Linked DNA regions of Homo sapiens: region 2 is linked to region 1. A link is an interaction called in ENCODE POLR2A ChIA-PET data of the cell type or tissue named here. Cell type or tissue: PC-3. All regions are shown on one strand.

Region 1 (4,000 bases):
AAAAGAGAAATGAATTACTGACACAATCAATAACATGGATAAACCTCAAAAACATTATAAGAAGGCAGGCACGAAAGGTTATATTCTGTATGACTCCACTTATTTAAAATTCTAGAAAAGTACATCTTACCTATAGTAACAGAAAGCTCTTCAGTGATTTTCTGGAGCTGGGGGCACTGACTGCAAAAGGGCAAAAGGAATTTTGGGGTATCAGAAATGTTCTTTGATTGAGGTGGTGGTTCCATGTGTGTGCATACTTATATCAAAATTAATTGACCTGTACACTTAAAATGGCATATAAATGTATTTGATATATAAATTATGCCCTGGTAAAGTTGATTTTTTAAAAACACATGATTTTCAATTTTGGAAGAAACTTGGGTCAAAATATTCTTCTTCATCCAGGCCACCATCTTTTCTTACCTACATTTTGCAATACCGTCTGATTGTATTCCCTTATGGGAATCAAGCTTCCCTCCAAGCTGTTCTTCACTCTGCAGCCAGGGTGATGTTTCCAAAAGAAAATATGATTATGTCACCCCCAATAAACCCTTCTTCTTCACATGTATCAGTCAATGTTGACTCAGAGAAATAGAACCACTAAGACATATATAGATATCTGCTATAGGGATTTGACAGTTTGTGTAACCAGTTACACAATTGTGAGAACTGGTTAAAGTTTCTGTAATGCAGCTATGTTCGCCTGTCATCTTCTGATGATGGAGTTTGAAGTCCACAGGGCAGGCAGTTGGGAAGGGAAGATGGATGTAAATTCCAGTAACAAGATGGAATCCACAAACAAAGTGACAGAAAGGAATCTGTCAGTTCTTATGGCCTCTGACTTTGGTGGTATGGGGCAGAAGGTCAGGTCCTTCATTATCATGGAACGAAACACACACCTGGTCCAGGAGTCAGGGAAACTGACAGAGGATCCAGGGAAAGGTGAAGCAGTTGAAGACTCAGCCAGTCTCACACCAAGATGAGCTAGCAGATTAAGCAACATGCATGAGCTACAAAACAGCTGCTGCTTCACTTCCATCCTCCAAATCTCCCACAAGAATTTCCTATGGCCCACCCTAACCGAGAACATACAATAAAGGGAATGCTGTGAAATGTAGTTCAGCCTCGCCAAACTGACACATTACAAAGCCATCACACCATCCCAAACCTTAAATGGCTTCCTATTACCCTTACTGCCTTGAACAAAACTTGTAGTTATTTGTGACCTACCTTTCCAGATTTTTTGCCATTATTTCCTAATCCATCTTAGGGTATATGCACCTATGTTTAGTACAAATGTTCTGACTTCTAAACCTTCCCGCATTGAATTCCCTGACTGGAACACCCTTCCTTCTTTATCTTCTCCTTCAACCTGGCTAAGACCTGTTCACCCTTACAGCCTCAGCTTCCTTTAGGAAACTTTCTCTGACATACTCTCTTCATCACTGGTGACCAGTACAAAGCCAGGTCTATGTTAGCACCCAACAGACTTCAGTTGAATGAATAAATGTGTGCTCATGAAAATTAAAACTGATTATAGTTATGTGAAGACACAGCTGGAGTCTTTGGCATAAAGGGGATAAAGTACTATAGTCAAAGTCAGTGGGCAGGCAATGTGTCCAGTCTATTGCAATGTGGGAAACTCTATTCATTTCAGCAGAAATACACACACCCTGTTTATCCCCTATTCACTCTATCCCGTTGATATATAAACCCCCACTACAACATAAACGTTCTTAGTTTGAGTTGCCCAGAAAGCAGAACCTCAGAACAAGCAGTTTGTTTGGGAGGTGATTCCTGGGAATGAGATTAACAATCAGGGAGCATGGGAAAGGGAAAATAAAAGCCAGTGAAGGGAGTATTAGAGCTAGCTAATGCTGTGGGTAACTAAACTTCCGATTCACTGGGGACCCTCTGAAAAACTGTGGAGAACCATAGATACCCTTCTGAAAGGAGGCTGAGGCACTTAGCCACCGTCATCCCTCATTGGTCGAGTATTGCCTCTGGGGAATGTGTTCCCTTCCCCCTACCAACACTTCCAGGCTGCGGCGGATGAACACTCCGTGTTAGAGAAAACAAGGCAGAGAAGTAGAGGAACCACCAACACTTATAGTAGGATGTTGGGAAAACACAGGAAACTAGCAAAGCTTAAAAAAAGTTAGAGGAAAGCCAAGGGGACGTGGCCCAAGTCATGAACAATTTCTGCTCCACGTCCCAAAGATTTTTATCTCCGTTAATCACTAGGTGCCAACATAAAGACAAAAAGAATAAGACATGTCAAATCAATTTCAGTTTCTTCTTTCAGAGAACTGATGGCTTGGGAGTTTAGAGAAATTTCATTATACTGAATTACAGTATGGATAATATGAAGAAAACAGGGCTAGGTGTATAAGGAGTAAATAGATCATTACTGGCTGACAGTTTAACTCAAAGAATGCTGATGCAAACTTTGTTATATTCCTTCCTATATATTGTATGGGAATGGTACGCCTGGAGTACTATAGTATAGCAACCCTGCCTAGCAAAAAGGAGTTGAAAGGGATAGGAGCAGGTCAAATGTTATAGAAAATTGTTTGACCTAAAGTATTAGGAAAATATAGATCCATGGTTCTCATAGGTGGCGGGATGCAGGAGGGGTGGGGTTATTTTGTTCCCCAGAAAACATTTGGCAATATCTGGAAACACTTTTGGTTGTCACAACTGGGGAAGAGAGTGCTATTGGAATAGATTAGGAAGCAATCAGGATGGTGTTAAACACCCAACAATGTACAGTACAATCCCCCTTTTCCCAACAAAGAATTATCTTACCCAAATATTAATAGTGCCAAGGTGGAGAAACCCTAACATAAAGTATATCTGGGTATCAATACATAAATGCATAATTTCTTCACATATAGCATTTAAAAATCAGTATTTAATTACAAATTATATGTTCTACAGTCCAGCAATACAAAGTGTTGCATTAGTACCACCAAAACCAAAGGAATTGGTGAGGCCAATAAATCTTTTCTCAGTTTTCCATTCCTGTGCCTTTAGTGGAACATAGTTGAGATCAAATTCTGGTTCCGAACAATCCAGGTTTAAAGTAGGTGGTAGTTTTTGATAATAACAAGCTAATGTGGTAAAAGCTGCCTCGACTGCCCCTGCAGCTCCCAGCAGATGTCCTGTTGCTCCCTTAGTTGAGGAAACTGCAAGGGCATATGCATGGTCTTTGAAGAGATGTTTGATAGCTTTGTTTTCAGCAGCATCTCCCAATGGTGTGGAAGTAGCATGTGCATTGATATAGGATATCTCCTCAGGCTGCACACCTGCATCTTTTAAAGCAGCAGCCATACACCTAATAAAACAAGAAAAGACATTTATCAGGACTAAGTTTAATTTTAACAAAAGTCTCTTTATCTGTATGGCTTATGTGAAACAAATGTAGGTATCCAAGTACACTGGATGAAAAGAATCCCTTGCTCTAGTAACGGAACACTATCTTGGATTACCATGTGAGTTAGGATGCCATCTGTATGGGAATAATGAGTCACACTCACTACCTTGGACTGGTTCATCACCAAGAGTTAAACACACAAGCCAATGCAAGATTGTATAATCTCAAATAAAACATAATTTCATTTATTTGCATTGGCAGTTTTCCTTGGGGAAAAAATACCATGTTGACTCAAGACTAGAATAATTTTTGTTCTAGGGATTTTTGGAGTGTGGCAATTTTTTATGAGAATTATAATTATGATTTTTCTTTCACATTTAAATTCAAAACTTGGCATACTTCCCAATAATCTACTGTTTCATTGTTTCAAATAATCTTTCAAAATCCTCTTTATTTAGGCTATAAGAATTCTAAACAAAAAGTACAAAGGCAAGCTAAGCCAAACAAACTTAAGAGTAAAAATTATATCTAAAAGGACCTCTGAAAACGTTTTGGATGTCATCTTCCTTTAGTTCCTAAGAGAAATATACATGTATGTATGTGTGTTTGTGTGTGTATATATAT
Region 2 (4,000 bases), 90 kb before region 1:
ACACTGATTGACCAGAGCTGTGATCTTTGGTTGAAGAATACAACTAGCCTGCACCAAGCCCACAGAGAGGGAGCTAGAGGCACAGGGGTACCCAACTTCATCCTTCCATGTCCTGCTGGTGAGTTCAATTGGTGAAGCCAACTGGAAAAAAGAAGGCAAGGATGCCCAGTGATGTAATACAGAAAAGTCAGCATCTCAGAGCAGAGGAGGAGAGCAAGTGCCTCTGGAGAAGCAAATGGAAAATATCCAGCCCTATTACAGCTATCTCACAGGGTACAAGCCTGCCCCAGCAGGCTGGGCTAGAACCTACCGACTCCTAGATCCAGAACCATCTTTCCCACTGGCCCTGTTTTTACTCCCAAGTATACAGGAAAAAGTTTGTGTTTCAGTGCAGTACCAAACATTGTCTATATATTGCATATCCTTTCAGTTTATCAGAGTCTAGCCTTTCATTGCTTTACGCTATTTTATAACTCTGTAAGTTAGTAGAAATGCAAATTCTATTACAGTAGATTTTCTATTAGCTTCCCTCCCTTCTGTAGAAAAACCAGTTTCACCTTGACTTGCCATTCAATTCCCTTAATCCATATAAATTTGTGCTTTTTGACTTTCCCTTTGAATTGGATATAAAATCTGACAGGTTCTGTCATATATGAGTAAAATAAAATCTTTAACATGTGTTAGTTTTTTGTTTTTTGTTTTTTTTTGAGAGAGAGTCTCACTCTGTCGCAGGGCTGGAGTGCAGTGGCATGATCTCGGCTCACTGCAAGCTCTGCCTCCTGGGTTCACGCCATTCTCCTGCCTCAGCCTCTCAAGTAGCTGGGACTACAGGCACCGGCCACCACACCCGGCTAATTTTTTGTATTTTTTAGCAGACGGGGTTTCACCCTGTTAGCCAGGATGGTCTCGATCTCCTGACCTCATGATCTGCCCACCTCGACCTCCCAAAGTGCTGGGATTACAGGCGTCAGCCACAGCACCCGGCCCTAACGAGTGTTCATTTTTATATCTGTAAGAGTCACGATTTTAACTCTGAGAATTATCTTTTAACCAGAATCTCAGTCTTTTTCCTATCAGAAGGTACTTGGCATCCTTAGGCAAATTTGCCTAGCCCTGCCCTAGCAAACTGCAAATTTGGCAAATCAATAATTTATTTCAAAGTTTAAAAAATAGATATCTTGTTATGCAAGGTTTGTAGAAAATAAGCAAGTTGATGGCATACTAAGAAAATACTCTGTGCCTACTTTATGAAATGTTGAAATGTTAATCCTTTAATGGTATATCATAATCCTATCCTTTTGATTCATTTTGTTGGTGTGACCATGACTCAGAACCACAATGAAACACTGAATTTGATACAATGGTATTTGGTTTCACAGTCTAATTACTGTATTTTTTTTTTTTTACCTCTTCTCAAATATCTGTTGGAGACAACCACAAGTCAGCTTTACTGGGTGTGAAAGCCAATGAGCATTAGATGAAAAGCTCCAAGCACTTCTAATAGTCTACCGAGGGTGTGTGTGTGTGTGTGTGTGTGTGTGTGTGTGTGTGTGTGCGTGCATCCTACCTTCCATGGGCAACTAACTAAAGACAAAAAAAACAAATGAAATGATCAAAGATTCTGGAAATAATTACTTTTAAATTGCCTCCTACTTGCAGGATTGAGGAATTATTTCCAATTTGATTAATCAATATGTTATCCTTCAAAATCATGCCTTCCATTATTAAAATGCTAACACCAGCTAAATCTGGCCTCCAGCTACTTTTCCTGCCTTAATTTCCACTATGCCAAAACAAAAACCTTTTCACAGCACTCAGACTTGACTATTCCTTTAACTGAACATTCCTGTGCTCATGGCCCAGGGCCCCGAGTGACTCACCATCATTCCCATCGGAGCCCTCCTGAACTGCCAATCAGCTCACTCCTGCCAATATAAATTCCTTCAACATTAACTAAATCACCTCTTCGATGAGATTTTTCCTGACCATCCCAGCTGTAAATAGCTTAACAGCTGCACCTGTGTTGACAATTATAGCTTCATGTCACAGATTCGATGGTGCAAGGTGGGCTAAGTCGGGGGAACAAGTATTACTGACAGGCTGGATCTGTGCTATAACAAATAACAATACTATCAAGCACATATCTTCCCTCTATATATTATAAAATAATTAAGAAAAAGCTACAGGAGTTAGGCAGGAGTCAAAATGTCAGCTTTATTGCTGGCAAAACTGGATTAGAGGTTACTGCTTACACCTGAGGATGAAATCAAATTTCCTATTACCTACCCCTGAGTTAAATCAATTTACTTACCTAGTACTGGGGCTAAGAAGCCTTTCCAGGGCTTGTATACCCATCAAAGAGCAAGATAAATGAAGAGAACATATGCATCTCTTAAACAGAGTGAGCTATATATGCTCACTAGCCTTTTTGCCCTGAGGGTAGTAACAAAGGCGCTAGAGTATAGGACAAAGGCTACTTATTAAAGGACAGAAATCTACAATTTATGAGCCTGTAGGAACACAGAATGAATGAGAAAGTGATCATGGCTACAGGCAAAAGGTCTGGGATTAACTGGTTCAATATCTCATCCCATCTGAGGAATACTGGCTCCCGCAATAAAACCAGCACACCTGTTGATAAGATAAAACTGAACTCATTGCTCACTATGGTAAGGGAGAAAATCACCCCCCATAGAGCTCTGACAGTGTCAGGATAGGGGGCTCGTCAGAGCAAAGCAAGGTCAGAATTTATTGAGAATTGGAAGTTTGGTTTCAAATAGGTCTTTCAATGTGGGAACTTGATTAGGGTTAGGTAAGGAACACAATAAAACAGTCCAGGATTGGTAAAAACAGCAAAGGAGAACTATGAAATATGAGGGATTTAAAAGAATCTTAAGGTACAAACTATCTACTGATGCTTTCCACTGAAGAGTTGATGGCACTTTTGGAAAGTTCCTGATATGGTTTGGCTGTGTGCCCACCCAAATCTCATCTTGCATTGTAGCTGCCATAATTCCCATGTGTCATGAGAGGGACCCAGTGGGAGGTAATGAATGATGGGGGCGGGTCTTTCCCATGCTGTTCTCATGATAGTGAATAAATCTCATGAGATCTGATGGGTTTATGAAAGGGAGTTCCCCTACACAAGCCCTCTTGATTGCCGCCAGGTAAGGCATGACTTTGCTCCTCATTTGCCTTCTGTCATGATTGTGAAGCCTTCCCAGCCATGTGGAACTGCGTGTCCATTAAACCTCTTTCCTTTATAAATTACCCACTCTCCGGGAATGTCTTTATTAGAAGCGTGAGAACAGTTCCCATAATAAATAATCAAGCCATTTGCCTGGAAAGAGATTCCTAGAAAAATAGTCTTTTGATAGAAACAGTGGAATATCAAAGTGACATTAGTATAGACATTAAGGAGTGGTTTCAGTTCTCAACGTCCAGCCTGAGTGTGGGAGTAGATGATGTTGGTTCTCAACTTCATTTTGAGAAGAAAGCTGAGACTCTCTGGAGCAGAAATTTAGAGACTAAGACCCCAGACCTTTCTCCTTGAAATTTAAAGCATGGAAGCCATCATATTAAAAAGAAAAACTCAAGTCTGACTTTGGAAGTCCAAACCTTCACAAATCCCAGAAAAAAAACTTCCTCAAAACCACTCCATTCCCATTTCTCCCTAAAGACCTCTTGGTAGCTGTATTATCCAGGGTTTTCCAGAAACACAGAACCAATAGAAGAGACAAAATGTAGTGAGAGAGGGAGAGAGAGATTTAAGGAATTAGCTCACGCAATTGTAGGGGCTGGCAAAGGCAAGCCAGCAGTCTGGAAACTCAGGCAGTTTTGAAGTAGAAGCTGCAGTCTTAAGGCAGAATTTCTTCTTCTTCAGGAAACTTCAGCTGGAGGAGGCTCCTAAGGCCTTCCACTGATTGGATGAGGCCCACCCACATCATCAAGAGTAATATTTACTTAAAGTCAACTGGTTGTAGATGTTAAACTTATCTAC

The links. Peaks named below come from ENCODE experiments on the same cell type or tissue, not always from the same donor. Only the 100,000 strongest peaks of a DNase experiment are listed, where the experiment ranks them.
Region 2: POLR2A ChIA-PET joins it to region 1 with 5 read pairs; 2 of 35 experiments call an interaction of 5 or more read pairs at or near these places.

Annotation. Positions count from the first base shown.
Region 1 is chr3:25,793,429-25,797,428 of GRCh38, reverse strand. It overlaps OXSM (3-oxoacyl-ACP synthase, mitochondrial), which reads right to left. Exons shown (of 3, transcript NM_017897.3): 3 at 2,898-3,337. The coding sequence ends at 2,935. Among named protein-coding and RNA genes, the nearest start is that of OXSM, 5.3 kb to the right of the region's middle. In PC-3, no CTCF peak of the experiment used is centred here; no DNase peak of the experiment used is centred here.
Region 2 is chr3:25,883,627-25,887,626 of GRCh38, reverse strand. All of the region lies in intron 1 of LOC124909357 (a long non-coding RNA gene), which reads right to left. Among named protein-coding and RNA genes, the nearest start is that of LINC00692, 12 kb to the right of the region's middle. In PC-3, no CTCF peak of the experiment used is centred here; a DNase peak (open chromatin) is centred at 1,896; H3K4me3 peaks cover 362 bases.